Linked DNA regions of Homo sapiens: region 2 is linked to region 1. Evidence: chromatin loops called from intact Hi-C (ENCODE). Cell type or tissue: gastrocnemius medialis. All regions are shown on one strand. Links, peaks and the distances in the headings refer to the core of each region. The heading gives the core; the rest is flanking DNA. Region 1 overlaps IGFN1 (immunoglobulin like and fibronectin type III domain containing 1). Region 2 overlaps CACNA1S (calcium voltage-gated channel subunit alpha1 S).

Evidence for each region. A loop is a pair of places that touch in the nucleus more often than their neighbours do. Peaks named below come from ENCODE experiments on the same cell type or tissue, not always from the same donor. Only the 100,000 strongest peaks of a DNase experiment are listed, where the experiment ranks them.
Region 2: a loop joins it to region 1, with 2.9 times the contacts of the local background. A loop is called at or near these places in 35 of 110 quality-filtered maps.

The regions. Positions count from the first base shown.
Region 1 is chr1:201,219,004-201,226,829 of GRCh38, forward strand. It overlaps IGFN1 (immunoglobulin like and fibronectin type III domain containing 1), which reads left to right. Exons shown (of 24, transcript NM_001164586.2): 19 at 2,441-2,743; 20 at 3,736-3,824; 21 at 5,676-5,871; 22 at 6,821-7,120. Among named protein-coding and RNA genes, the nearest start is that of IGFN1, 32 kb to the left of the region's middle. RefSeq lists a silencer at 3,972-4,081 and an enhancer at 6,553-7,545. In gastrocnemius medialis, for the core only: a CTCF peak has its summit at 4,086 (motif pointing left); a DNase peak (open chromatin) is centred at 4,038; H3K27ac peaks cover 453 bases.
Region 2 is chr1:201,083,169-201,090,675 of GRCh38, forward strand. CACNA1S (calcium voltage-gated channel subunit alpha1 S) reads right to left here. Exons shown (of 44, transcript NM_000069.3): 6 at 6,090-6,295; 7 at 4,658-4,761; 8 at 2,268-2,413; 9 at 1,782-1,863; 10 at 1-154. Among named protein-coding and RNA genes, the nearest start is that of CACNA1S, 26 kb to the right of the region's middle. In gastrocnemius medialis, for the core only: CTCF peaks have their summits at 2,932 (motif pointing right) and 3,136; a DNase peak (open chromatin) is centred at 2,943; H3K27ac peaks cover 3,577 bases.

The DNA of each region.
Region 1 (7,826 bases), core at 1,776-6,775:
CTCCAGCCTGCATGACAGAGGGAGACCCTGTTACAAAAAAAAAGAAAAGAAAAGAAAGAAGAAAAAAAAAAGCAGAGTCCTTTTCAAGATCACTTCACTCACTCTTTGGCCTCTAGGCAGGCCAGCCCCCAAGCTGGCCCACCTGCCCCAGTCTCATAAGCATCCACTCACCCTAGTGTTGCCCATCAGGCAGGGCGGAGGGCAGGTAACAGGGGAAGCTCAGCATCAATTCTCTATCCAATGAATATTTGCCCATCACCTACTAAATGGCCAGCATTGTGCCAGGAAGTAGGTAAATCAATCCTGGTCTCTGCCCTTGAGAAACTTATAGTCTGAGATAGCATTTTCTATCTGAGACCTGTGGTCTTGGGAACATGGAGTGTATTGAGAGATGCCAACAGACATTCTGAGAACAGGAACAGCAAAAAATGTCTGTGATTAAAGATGTGTATGATGTGAGCTTTTGATGTTTCCAAGTCCTGCAGGGGAAAAAAACCTGTCTAACCTTGATCCAAATCTAGCTTTTTCACAAAATACCTATTAAAAGCGTCACTCCAAGGCGTACAGCTTAGAAAATGCTGCTCTGTATTTCTCATCCCCTAATCAGTTTGCCTACGCCAAGTCCTCTAGGGAGCAGCACATTTCTGGCACTTGACGGATGGGCCAGGTGGTCAACACCTGGAGAGCATCTCTGTGCCCCACAGGGCCCAGCCCACTGCAGGTGTTCAGGCTGTTTGAATGAACCCAACAAGACCGAAACATTCTGTACATTTCATTGTTCAAGTGGTATCTGAGTTTTAGTCCTAGGAAGGGCAGGACATGGAATGGAGGGATGGGGGAGGAAAGCCGGCCCATGCAACTTACTCCTTGCAAATGGACCAAGCCTGTCCTATCTTTTCTTTTCTTCTCTGTTCTTTTCTTTTCTTTCTCTCTCTCCTTCCTTCTTTCTCTCTCTCCTTCTCTCTTTCTTTCTTTTTTCTGTCTGTCTGTCATTCTTTCTTTCTCTCTCTCTCTCCCCCTTCCTCCCTCCCTGTCTTCTTTCTTTCTCTTTCTGTTCTTTTTTTTCCTTTCTTTCTCTTTTTCTTTCTTTCTTTCTCTCTCCCCCTTCCTCCCTCCCTCTCTTCTTTCTTTCTCTCTCTCCCCCTTCCTCCCTCCCTCTCTTCTTTCTATCCCTTTCTTTCTCTCTCTCTCTCTCTCTCTAACAGGGTCCACTCTTTTACCCAGGCTGGAATGCAGTGATGCAATCTCGGCTCACTGCAGCCTTGAACTCCTGGCCTCAAGCAATCCTCCTGCCTCAGCCTCTTAAGCAGCTGGAACTATGAGCATGTGCCACCACACCCTGCTAATTTATCTTTTTGTAGAGACAGGGTCTCACTATATTGCCCAGGCTGGTCTTGAACTCCTGCTTTCAAGCTATCCTCCTGCCTCGGCCTCCTAAAGTGCTGGGATTACAGGCATGAGCCATGGGCCCACAGCCTGTTAATCTCTTTTATCAGTGGTGGGAAGTAGAGACAATAGATAGGATAAGCAGTGTCTAACAGTAGCCACAGCAATCACTACATTTTCTGGATTCTTGCTGCTAAGCAAGGCCCATGGCCCAGAAACATCATCTTATTAGAACTTATGAGAAATGCTGAATCTCAGGCCTCACCCCAGACCTACTGAATCAGGGTCTATATTTTTTACAAAAATCCCCAGGTAACTTCTATACTAATTAAAGTTTGAGAAGTACTGCCCTAGCCCAGTGGTTTTCAAACTTCATTGCATATGTAGAAACACCTGGAAAACTCTTAAAAATGTTGATGCCTAGACTGCACCCCAGACTAATTAAATCAGAATCTCTGGGGTGGCATCTAGGTGCCAGTATTTTTAAGCTCACCAGGTGATTCCAACGTGCAGCCAGACTTGAGGGCCAGAGCCCTTTCACACTCATTGTGCTTTTTGCTTGTTCTAAAACCTCTGTGGGTAGGTGGGGCTATTATTATTGTTCTCATGTAATAAGTGGAGAACAAGAAGCCTGCACTGAGTACCCAGAAGGCAGAGTCGTGACTCTAAGAGCTTAGAGTCCAGAATAAAAACACATGGAAGTCTAGTCATACGGGATAATGGAACCCAAGAGGTCATCAACTAAAATATCAGTTTTCAGGAATTACAGAAGGATAGTTAGGAGAAGGCATTTGGCAGGTTGGTGAATGAATGAGGGGAATGAGTTGAGGGAGGCTTCCTGGTGGAGGTGGCCTGGGATCTGTGTGCATAACGGAGACAAAGTGCTGGTTACAGTAAGAATTTGGAACAAGGTAGGTGCTTCAGGAAGAATCTAAAGGCAGAATTGCTAAGTGAAAACAATTCCCAGTCTCCCACAAGGAAGGCTAATCAATATCCACACTGAGTGGCCTCCCTCAGGAGATGCCATTCCTGACTCTCCCATGGTGCCTGGCAGGACCCCCTGGGCTGGTGAGGAATCTCCAAGTCACAGACAGATCGAACACCAGCATCACTCTGAGCTGGGCTGGGCCAGACACCCAGGAAGGGGATGAAGCCCAGGGGTATGTGGTGGAGCTGTGCAGCTCAGACAGTCTCCAGTGGCTCCCGTGCCATGTGGGCACCGTGCCAGTCACCACCTACACGGCCAAGGGGCTTCGGCCTGGAGAGGGCTACTTCGTGCGGGTGACAGCAGTTAATGAAGGAGGCCAGAGCCAGCCCAGTGCCCTGGACACATTAGTGCAAGCCATGCCTGTTACTGGTGAGTGCTGCCTCCTTCCCCGACCCCTGAGCCCTGCAGGCCTCTCCTAAGAGGGGGCCCCTGAGTAGCCGCAATGCACTTACTAAGCCAGGATCCCCACCCTCAGTTTCAGGAAGTAACATTTATTGAGCACCTACTAGGTGCTAGGTACTGGGCTAGGCAGTCCCTTCTTAGAAATGTTTTCTCATTACGACTCATAACTATACTACAATATTAATGTTTTTATTCCGAAGTTACAGAGAAGGAAACTGAGGTTCAAGGTACTTTGCCCTAGTTGTCACTAATGGTATGTGGTACAGCCAGGATTTAAACCTGGAGACTCCAAAGTTGATGTTCTGTAGGAGAGAGAGTGGCTGCTTCCCGGGCATGGCCTTCGAAGGCCTAAGGGCCGCTCAGCTCCCATGGTTCACGTTCAGAATGGGACATGCCCAGCTCCCCGTTATTATTGAAAAGAGGATTGTCTTTCCCTTTGGGCTTTAACCACCACAAGCACCTGATCTGCCTTTGACCCAAGCTGACACTGGGCCACCCCAGCTGACCCTAGTCATCACTATGGCAGTAGGGAGTCACAAACACAGCACACGGAGTCCAAAGTCCCAGAATCTTGTCCTGGCTCTCTCCCGAACAAGGTGTGACCTCAGGCAAGTCATTTCCTGTCTTAGATTGGTGTTTATCTCATCTGCAAAACATAAGCGCTCTGCCACATGTCTGCATCTTCCTCTGTTCCAGCCTAGTCCACCCCTCTCCCTGCAGGGTTCCTTTCTCAGCTCCTGTCCCTCCCCCGCTAGCATCTCCCCATCAGCCCCTGGGGTCTCCCCTGAAGATTCTGCTCCCAGCTGTACTCCAGTCCTTTAGAGGCCCCAGTATGTTGGGATCTCAGCATCAATCCGACTGGCCCAGTCTTCCCCTCCAGCCCTACCTTGCTGGGGACCTGGGGCTGGGGTCCAACTGTGAGGGAGGAGGGAGGTAACCAGTCCTCTTGTGCGTTTCAGTCTGTCCCAAGTTCCTCGTGGACTCCAGCACCAAGGACTTGCTGACAGTCAAGGTCGGGGACACAGTTCGTGTGCCCGTCTCCTTTGAAGTGAGTGTACCTGCAGGGGTGTGGGGAGGGAAGCCCAGAGAGGCCAAGGGGGCCAGACTCAGCCCTGTGGCTCTCTTTTCTTCCCTGTTCCTTTTTGGCCCCTAGTCAGTGCTTGTGGAAATCACTGACTGGGCTTGTGGAAATCAGGTGAGAGACATGAGGCAGGAAGGATTCAGGTCCTCCTTGAAGGTACTGCCCTCACTTGGCGGCTGGGTGGCCATTCTGCTCCAGGCCTGCAAATCCCTCTAGTGGTAGCTTCAGCTACTGCACCTCCAAACTAAGGCTCTTCGGTTCTCCACCTCTCCTAGTCTGGGAATTCAGGGAGCCGGTCGTGCAGATGATCCCCTTTGACTTCACAATGTATTTTTGTGCAAGCACATGACCTATATTTGACTCAGGGTGATCCTTAACCAACACCAACACCACCTGACTTTACAACAGTAGGGTGGTGGCTAAAAGTACAAACTGCCTGGGTTCAAATTTTGATGTCATCACTCACAGCCGTTTGACTTTGGACAAATATTATTTATTTATTTATTTATTTATTTATTTATTTATTTTGAGATGGAGTCTCACTCTGTCACCCAGGCTGGAGTGCAGTGGCACGATCTCGGCTTACTGCAACCTCCACCTCCCGGGTTCTAGCGATTCTCCTGCTTTAGCCTCCCAAGTAGCTGGGATTACAGGCGCATGCCATCACGCCCGGCTAATTTTTGTATTTTTAGTAGAGATGGGGTTTCGCCGTGTTGGCCAGGCTGGCCTCTCAAACTCCTGACCTCACGTAGTCTGCCCACCTCGGCCTCCCAAAGTGCTGGGATTACAAGTGTGAGCCACTGTGCCCAGCCAGAACAAATATCTTAACATCTCTGTGTTTCACCTTCCTCATCTGTCAAAAGGGGATAATAATAGTAACCTACCTCAAAGGTCTGAGGGTTCAAGGAATTAATATATTGAAAGTGTATATGTAGGGCCTGGCATATGACAGCACCCAATATGTTTTAATATTATTATTGTTTAAAATCATCATCATCTGTGTAGGAATTCAAACCAGTCTATCTTACTCTAAATGACTTGTTCTTAACCACAATAATGACAATGATAATGATGGCAAAAATATTTAATGCACATTGAGTAGTTACCATGTCCTAGGCCTTGTTCTCTCTGCTTTCCGTGTATTTATTATTAACGCCTTAAATTCTCAGAACAATCCTGTGAGGTCAGTTAGTGACTATCAGCATCTTCGTTTGACTCTGGTGCCCACCGTGCCCTGTACTGAGGGCCCCGTAGGGAGTTGACGGCATGGTCACCAAGCAGCTGGGCTGGCCTTCCCACCCTGCTCAGGGTCACCACAGTTCAAGGCCAGGACACCGCAATCTTCCTCCTAGACTATTGCCAAATTATCTCCTACATGGTCTTGGCTGCCAGGGTGGTTAACACTCCCCTCCCCACACATCCCTTCTCATTCCCATCCCACCCCCTGCCATGTGAATCCAGAACTCATTATGCTTTCCTGCTCAGAATCTGACAACAGCGGCTCCTGGCTGAGAGGATAATGTCCAGATGTCTGTAGAGGTGTGACGTGGAGGGCACTTTGCATTTTTGCCGAACCTCTTCGTCCAACTTCCTTTCTTGTTCTACCGCCCCCCTACCATACCCGCCTGCCAACCTCACACTTTATCACCACCCCTCTTTCCCACCTGTGTTTTCTTGTCGACGTTGTGTTTTCTGGTCGACTTTCTCCTTGTAGAAGACTCTTCTCACCGCTTCTACCTTTGGCCTAGCTTAAATGCCATCACCTCCATGAAACTGCCAGCTTCCCCTTCTCAACTTTTCCTTCCTCTCCTTTCTCAGGCCATGCCCATGCCTGAGGTGACCTGGCTGAAGGATGGCTTGCCCTTGCCCAAAAGAAGTGTGACTGTCACTAAGGATGGCCTCACCCAGCTTCTGATCCCTGTGGCTGGACTCTCAGACAGTGGTCTCTACACTGTGGTGCTGAGGACCCTGCAGGGGAAGGAGGTTGCCCACAGCTTCCGTATCAGGGTGGCAGGTGAGGCAGGCCTTGCTCTGGGCTCTGGACGCTGGCTCGGCCACTCACCAAGGCAAAGAGGTGTCCACTGGTCTGATCATAGGTCTCAGCCACTCTACCAGGGCTGGGTATGCAAAGTGACCATTCTCCACCTTTCCTCCATGCTTGATGATAGAAAGTAGAAAGGACCCCAGAAGATCCCCTGGGGACTTCCATTGTCCTTCTGCCTCAGGAGCCTAGAGACAGTCATGTCATGTCTCCTCTCCGACCTCAGTTATCCTTCCCGTTGAGTCAGTGAGCAGAGGCGGTTACCACTGTTACATCACTCCAAAGACCCAGGGGACAAAATTGTCTGCAGCCGTTGCACAGGATAAAGGCTTTCCTCCCCAGCTGTGGCTCCACACAGCCCCTGCCCTGGAGGAGCTTCTGGATATCCAGAAATGATCAAATAGACTAACAGTGGGGGCTCTGTAATGCAGCTTCATGAGAGCCCTGCCTCTGTCCAAAAATGCATGCCTTGTCCTGTGTCATTTTACTTAAAAACTGAAGTGAATTCAGTGAAACCCCATCTCTGCGAAAAATACAAAAAATTAGCCGAGCGTGGTGGTGGCCGCCTGTAGTCCCAGCTACTTGGGAGGCTGAGGCAGGAGAATGGCGTGAACCCGGGAGTTGGAGCTTGCAGTGAGCCGAGATCGTGCCACTGCACTCCAGCCTGGGTGACAGAGCCAGACTCCGTCTCAAAAAACAAACAAACAAACACACTGAAGTGAATTAAAATTACTCTTTTGGGGAGATTTTCTACCCTCTAGAGATAACTGTGGACCGCTGGCCAAGCTTACTCTGGGTCCAGCTACTTGTGTGGCAAGACTGCGTTCCCCAGGACCCTCAGAAGTCCTGGGACCTGGAGGGGGCTGGTAGCAGCCCTGCTGGGTCCCCTCCACGTGACCTCCCTCTGCCGTCTCTCCTGAAGCATGCCCGCAGGCCCCTGGGCCCATCCACCTGCAGGAGAACGTGCCTGGGACGGTGACGGCCGAGTGGGAACCCTCTCCTGACGAGGCCCAGGATGTCCCGCTGCACTACGCGGTGTTCACACGCTCCTCAGCGCACGGTCCCTGGCACGAGGCAGCCGACCGCATCCACACCAACCGCTTCACCCTCCTGGGCATCCTCCCCGGCCACGAATACCACTTCAGGGTGGTGGCCAAGAATGAGCTGGGGGCCAGCAAACCCTCGGACACCAGCCAGCCCTGGTGCATCCCCCGGCAGCGCGGTAAGCAGCCCCTGAGAGGGAGGAGCAGGCAGGGTGGGGGTTGCGCTCTGCAATGCAGTGGGATGCACCCAAGCATGGCAAGCGCGCAGGATAGGGACTGTGGCAGGGATGGCCTGGAGCATGCCAAATAACAGCCAGCAGCCCCGAGCTGCTGCTCCTCCCGCTCCTGCCTCACACCCACCTGTTCTGGCATCCTCTGCACCCCGACCTCCGTGGGAAGAATGAGATTGGTGTGGGTGTTTTGGTGTCTGAGGTGCCTTTGGGAGGATTTTCAAAAGCAGCCACAGACAATAAGGCAAATAGAGGTTAATGTTTCTCTGAAAACAAAGTGTATATTTTACCGCAAAGTAGATGTGGACCTTAAGATCAGTCACAGAAAAGCAGGCTATAAAATCAAATCAAGGTTTCATTTTCATAAAATACAAAAATTTCAGGAAAGCTCTACACCAGAATGTCAGCTATAGTCATCTATAGGTAGTGAGATTATGATTTGGTTTTTATTCTTTCTCCTTTGATTCTCTGTGTATTCTAATTGTCCACAGTGAATGTGTATTAGCTACAAAAAAAAATCCATAAAGAATTTTAGGAAAAGGATAGAATGAGGCAAGCCTTGGGGTCCAAATTTGCAGGCAAGATGTGGCAGGAAATCCCAGATAAGGCCTACATGGTAGCTTCATGAACTCTTTACCCAGACCCGGGTCTCAGC
Region 2 (7,507 bases), core at 1-5,000, 140 kb before region 1:
ACGGGTCAGCCAGAGAGGCTGGTTGTGGTGCTCTGAGGCGATAGACAGGGTGTTGAGGGCAACGATGAGAATCACCAGCCAATAGAAGACCTTGGACTTCACGATGTCATGGCACTTCCAGCGAAAGATGCGGTTCCACTGCCTCCAATGTCGGCTGAGGGAGGGGACAGAGGATGGTCTACAGTGCTGTGCTGTTCTACGCCCCACCTGTCCAAGCTACCTTCAGACAAACTCCAGGCATGCGTAGCCTGACCACCCCACTTCCGCCAGCCACATGAGAGAAGCTCAGGGCATGAGCTAGGGAGCCAGACTGAGTAAAATCCTCCATCTTTCACAGAAGAGCGATAATGACACAAACCTCCGAGGCAATGGAATGAGAGGATGCACGCAAAATGCTTAGCACAAGTGCCTGGCAAGGAGCAGACGCTCCGTGTGGTTTAATTTTAGTTAAAGCAACTCTGAGATGCCACGTTTTGCCCCTTATCAAAGGCCACTCTTCAACAAATTAATAATATCTGGGGAGGGTGAGGGGAAATGAGCTTTGACAGTACAATCTTTTTGGGATGAATTGGCAGCACTTACCAAAATTTAAAGTCTATATGCTCTGTTTATTAATGTTTTATTATTTATTTATTTAGACAGGTCTTGCTAGGTTGCCCAGACTGGACTTGAACTCTTGTGCTCAAGTGACCCTCCCACCTCAGACTTCCGAGGAGCTGGGAGTAGCTATACCCTTTGACCCAGCAAGTCTATTTCTAGAGTTCCTTTGGCAGAAGTGGTCATACTCATCCACAACTGTTCCCTGCAGCACTGTTTGTATCGCCAAAGAGGGGAAAAATTAACTACATTATGGCATATTCATCCTGTGGAATGTTTTACATCCAAAGATACAAGAAGGAAAGTGAATCTGCTCCGAAAATTGCTCTCAATAGATAATTTTAAGTAAAAAAAGGTAAGTAACTAGATAATCCTTTATTGGATTATCCTTTAGTGTGTATTATATTCATTTATTTGACAAATATTTGGCAACACCTCATATGTGCTAGGCACTCTTCTAGTCCCTGTGGTGACAGTAGTTAACATAAACAACCCCATTATGTAAAAAATCAAAACAAAAACAAAAAAATCCTGGCACGTGTGTGTGTGTGCAAGACGGATGAAAGCACAGAAAAGATCTTAGAGGCTGCACATCTGTTACCATGGTTACCTCTTTGAAGGGCACTGGAGACCTTCATCTTTTCTTTGATGTATAGCTCTATTGTTTGATCTTTCAAAATCATAATTAAGTATGAATTTGTAAAAGGAAACAGCCAACCAAATAAACAAACCCTCCTCTTAAGACAATGGCGAGAGAGCGTGGAGTGTGCTCTTGCCTCCAGCCTCCTTCCTGAGGGGCTCCCGGTTTGTGCAGCCTCTGCTGTGTACACTTTCCCTCTTCCCTCGCAGAGGTTTCCAACATGAATGACCTCACCCAGCTCTGCCCTGATCAGGGTGAAGTAGCAGCAAGCATGCTCACTGCTCCTGGAGGCTCCCAGTGTCCTTCTTATGTGCTATATAAATAGGTCATCTGCTCAGGACCCCTCTGATCACACATTCCCCGAGGATCTGGTCCCTGCGGAGTCCCTCAGAGCAGGAACTGGCCCTATTTTCTTAAAAAGGCTGCCTTTCTAAAGGATTAGACAAGTGACTCTGAAACCACTGAGGGGAAGTAACTGGACTCTACCCTCATGTCTCAGGGAGCTGGGGGTTGGGGGTTCCTGGGGCAGTGGGCAGATACTCACATGAACTGGATGATTTTGTTCAAGCCTGCAATTTCATACAGGCTCTCTGTGTCAGAGCCACCTTCATCCAAAGACAGTTTTCCTGGAGACAGGAGAGAAAGAGTCAGCCAGCCTTCGGGGCCCCTCTGGGCTGGACACACCTGGACTGGGCACCCGAGACAAGGGCCCATTGACCAGAGACATCTGCAACAATGGGTCCTAGGTAGGCCTGGATTGCTTCGTGCTTTCCAGAGACTGAGAGTTCCAAGAGCTAAAGAGCCCACTTTATCTGCAGGGGAGGCGCTATGAGGATGGGCAGCAAGTACCTTTGGGAAGAGCTCTGGTCACACCTGGATCTTACCATTTTGAGCCATTTTGCTTTAGGCAAGTCACTCACCCTCAAAGGACTAATGTTGGACTTGCTCAGTGGGCCTGATTGCAAGGTATGACTCAGAGGTGGGAGTGAGAGAGTGGGGTGAGTGCTGACCACAGCCTTTGGGCCCAAACCTTCTCTGAAGTCCTCAACATCCATGACCTCGCCCTGCGTGATCCAGCTCATGTAGCCCCGAAGGTCCTCATCTAGTTGCTGCTTCTCCCGGAGCTTCTGGAAGGTTCCCCTGGACTTGGCCTTCTCCCGCTCCTTGGTGAATTCCCTGAAATGAGATGGGGGAGCCAGGAGAGGAGGAGAAGAGGGAACAGTGTCAAGGAAAGACTGAGCTTCCTGAGGACAGACAAGCCCATTCTGTGACTGGAGCGCTCCTTTTTCTGGCCCCGGGGTGTTGCCTGGGGTCCAGGTGCCCCTCAAGGTGGCTGAGAGACAGCCCCTCTCACTTCCTGCTCACCCGTCCCCACCCTCCAGGAACATCCTGGAGTACTCCTTGCCCCTTCCTCATTTCTTTCTTCTCATCCATCTCATTGTCTCCTGCCTTGTTTTGGGGTTCCCCTTGCACATTAGGGGTTAATGACAAGGCAGTCCATTGCCTAACTGAATCAGCCACGGAGCCTCAAATTGGCCATACTGCCCCAACCCTTCAAACTACCTTAGAAATTTAGTTTTGTACAGACCAAAGGCCTGGGGAAAATTCTCCTTGGACTCCAAGGAACCAGTTGGCATGGCTGGAAGAAAAGGACCCAAGGCTCCATGAGGGATCTTCAGGCCAGCAGAGGGCAGCCCTGGGCTATGACCACCTGCCCCGCAGGGCAGGAGGAAGAAGACAGCACAGGGGTAGTCTCTGAGGAGCTGCGCCTGGCAGCCAGGAGGGGTTGGCCCACAGGGCAGGTCGAGTTGCCCTGGTCAGGTGGGGTCCAGGGAGGGGCTCTTGACCAGTTTGTGCCATGGACCCTTTGAAAGTCCAGTTAAGCCTATGGATCTCTCTTCAGAATAATGTGAAATGCACAAAATAAAACCATAGCATGACAAAGAAGCCAGTTACAGCTAGGCTTCACTTAATGACTGGGATGCGTTCTGAGAAAGGCATTGTTAGGTGACTTCATCTCTGTGCAGACATCAAGAGCGTACTTGCACAAACCTAGATGGGAGAGCCGACTACACATCTAGGCTACATGGCATAGCCTATTGCTCCTAGCCTACAAACCTGGACAGCGTGTTACCATACTGCATACCGTAGGCGATTGTATCTGTGGATCTAAACATAGCTAAACATAGAGAAGGTACAGTAAAGATACAATCTTAGCGCACCACTGTTGTGGATGCAGCCCGTCATTGACTGAAATGTCATCATGCAGCACATGACTGTATGTTAAAATATAGTTATCCATACAAAAAAATTGTGATCAAGTAATACATTTGCTTTTTCATTAACTCATTAGCAAGATCTAGCTGCAGGTTTTATATCTATCATAATTTCAAAGTATGGAGTAGTTAGTGTAAATACTATTCGCAACAACTGTAATGTGACATGATTTCTATTAGGACAAGTCATAGGCCCTGCTAATAGCACTGTGGTTTGTTGCCTATGTTCATTACTAAAGGAAACACTAAATTTCAGTTACAATTGTGAAAAATAAAGATAAATGTTTCCTATGCAAGTTTACAGACTCCCAGAATTCTATCTATAGACTGCCTGGAAGGAAGCTTCTGGAATGGGATGATACCAATGGGGAAGAAGGCTGATGGTGACTTCTAGCCTCTCTGCTGTGCTGGGGTGGGTGGAGGGATGACAGCAGGACTGGTCTCAAAGAGAACAGCTCTCATTAATAATGACCATTAGTATTTAGTGCTTATTTTGTGCTGGACTCTGTTCTAAGTACTTTATATGTATTAACTTATTTAATCCTGACAACAACCCTATGAGATAGATACTGAAATAATTCTTAGGTGGCAGATGTGGAAATTAAGGCACAGAGAAGTTAGGTAATTAGGTAAAGCTCACACAGCCACCAAGCAGTAGTGCAGGGATTTAAATGTGGGCATTCTAGCTCCAGAGTCTGTGTGCTTAACCGAAAGCCCCACCGCCTCTTAGTGCTAAGGCTCCACTTAGGCACCCCCGGGGCCAGGAGGCTGGAGTTTCAGGGGCTTCACTGAGGAGTGTCAAAACAGAGGGACGGGAGGGGTGAGAATGGGGGAAGACTTGAGGAGGAGGAAAAAGGCAAATTAAAAATTGAAGGGCTCCTGTGTGCCTCTCCTCTCTTCCTGCTCACCAGGAAGGAAGCGCTCTTGGCCCAACTGAGATGACAGGGAACCCAGGGATGAGCCGAGGGCCTGACTCACAGCCCCCTGCCCTGCTCCACTCCTTCCTCCTCCTCCCTTCTCTCCTCCTCCTCTCCACTCGCCCCCCACCCCTCCTGTTTCTTTTCCCTCCGTTCCTTTTCCTTCCTCCTCCTTCTCCCCTCCTCCTCTTTCTCTTTTCTCCCCTGGCTACCTTTGAATTTCTTACCCACTCAGGACACCCAGCACCAGGTTGAGGATGAAGAAGGATCCCAGCAAAATGAGGGTGACAAAATAGATCCAGGGCCACTCATTCCCGATGGCATCATTGACCTGGTCAGGACAGAAGTGTGATCCTCTGAGTTGAGGGCTTGGTTCCTCTTCCCCAAGTCTGCTCATTAAGACTCCACCCAACCCTGGGGGACAAGGAGAGAAGCCACGCTGGGATATTGAGGGGACATTTTTCCTAACCTGAGGACTAGTCTGGAAGAACTTTTCCAGCCTGAGGACTAGGATCTGGTCTGGAAGGATCTCCCTAGGGAGACCTTGCTGACTGCCTACCTGGCCCGGGCAAGACTGACCTAATTTCCCTCCAACCAAGAGTGTCTCCTATCTGCCTCCCTCACTTGATCTCCCTCATAGACTCTATCTCCAGTTGATTTATTTAAAGCCAAGATTTTTCAAATGAACAACGTCTGTGACCCCGGACAAGTCACCTAACATCTCTGAGCATTATTCCCAACCATCTAATGGCGATAATGACATGGGCTGTCTCTCCTCACAGGCTTGATACAGAGGTGAAATCATACATGTGACAGTCCTTTGACATTTTAAATAATTTGCTCTCCTAATACACACTTACAATAAATATTTGTACTAATCCTTGGTATTTGCAAAGCATTTGACAGTTTTACAATCCCCCCACCCCCACAATAGGCGGCGTCATATTGTGGTTAATTCTGGATTGGAGCCAGGGGGATCAGAGTTCGATTCTTGGCTCTGTTGCTCACTAAGTTCTTAACCATGGGCAAGTTACTTTAATCTCTCTGAGCCTCAGTTTCTTTATCTGTAAAATGGGAGCAATGCCTTCCATCATTGAAGGATGAAATAAGAAATCTAGCTCTTAACAAACACCAAATAAATAATATACTCCAACAAAGAAACTCTTACTGGAGTGTTGACTGTGTGCCGGGCACTGTTGTAATTCTCCCACTAACTCTGATATAGACAGTATTATTATCCTTATTTTATAGGTGAGGAAACTAATATCTAATAATAGTTATATGGGAAAGCAGTCTTGCAGAGGCAAGGAAAAAGACTCAAAGGGCCCTTCGTTCCTCAAAAAGTGTGAAATTCTAAGCCATCAGAATTGAGTCACTCACAGCCAGGTTTTTCCTGGTTTCCATTCTTCACCCGCCCCTTGGATCCTGCACAGACATATTGTATCATGGGGATTTCCCCATAGGATGCTGGGGCACATACCTGGGAACCAGAAAGGGACACACATCCTGTATAGATTCCCCAGGGAGGAGCAAGAGGGAGCTGTGGTCACGCAAGTCAGAGACTGGCCTCCTGTGTGGACTGGCAAGCCCTCCCTCCCCACTCCCTTGCAAGCCTGTGGATGAAGGGAGATGGTTCTGCAGGCGCGGGCCCAGACCCACCCAGTAAAGGACGTCAGTCCATCCCTCCATGGTAATGCACTGGTACACGGTGAGCATGGAGAAGCCGAAGTTGTCGAAGTGGGTGATGCCATGGTTGGGCCCTGGCCAGCCGCCCCGGCACTCACTGCCATTGATGGTGCACCGGCGCCCTGAGCCCGTCCTGGCGCAGGGCGATGGCTCTTCATTCTCCACCGTGGCCACGATATCTGGAGGCAGAAGGCAAAGGGAACATCAGACAACAGTAGTAGGTGGACAACGACAGGAGGAAAGGTGTATAAGAGCAATTTAAGAGAATTGAGCAGTAAGTCTAAAGACACTCTGCTGAAAATGCAAAAGACAGCTTCACATGGAGCAGACGGTGACAGTGAAGAGGAATGCCTTGGGCTGAGGATGGCTACAGGCAGCGGGAATTATGTCTTGGGCCCCTGGGCCTCATGGCAGGGTCGGCTTCTAGGATTAATTGTCCTAAGCAGTGCAACCCATGAAAGAGGAGTAATCTGAGTGTCATTTGTCCCCACAGAACTTTAAAAAAGAAGGCAGCTGCCTGGCTGGAGCAGGGCTGGAGGTGGAGGGCTCACATGTTCTGACTTGAGAGTTCTGTCTGGGAGGTGAAATTGGAGAAGCTCCAAAAGCACTGGGCTGAGCTTTACAAGATACCCAGCTGACGGGGCAGGGGTCTGCACTCAGGGGAAGTTCCCACCAGGCCCGAGCCTGCACTCTCCTTTGTTCCCCTGGATGATGCTTTCTTGTCTCTAAAATCCTGTACTTCTGATGACATCCTGCATCTCCTTTTATCTTAGGATGTTTTACAGTCTCCTTTTGTGTTCAGAGATTAGATTGGCTCATCAGAACTGGAACACCCTGCCTTACCCATATTTATCTATTTACCATGTAGGCTCAATGCTCTGAAGATGGAAAGGAGAGGACATTGATGGGTCTGTAGGGGCCCTGACCCCATGAAGTCAGAAGCCCCGATCCGAGAGGGGCTTTTGAGCACTGCTGCTCAGCATTCCTCAAGATCTCATGAGAACACCAGTGAGACCTCCAAATTTGGGTTGAAGGTGTGATCAAAGGTCACCTCCTATCCATCCTGATAATGCTTATGATAGGATGTAGATTGTGGTGGTGATGGGAGGAGGCTGAAATGGGAGGGGTCTAGGAATATAATCCCTGAAAGCTGGACCAGAGTTTACTCTTGTGAGTTGGGTTTAGGACTGGTGTTGACTGTCCCTTTGTTGTCAGCGGTCATGAGGAGGTGAGTAGAGTCTTCTGAGACACTGAAGGCCTAGAACAGTTATTCTGGTGAGTTCAATGCCAGGGCTTATGGAGGAGGCTAAGTCCCAGTGAGCTGCTGGCAGGGTAGAGCAGCCAGTCTCAGAGTGGGACCCGAGATTCTTTCAGAGTGTCGGCCTGACCAA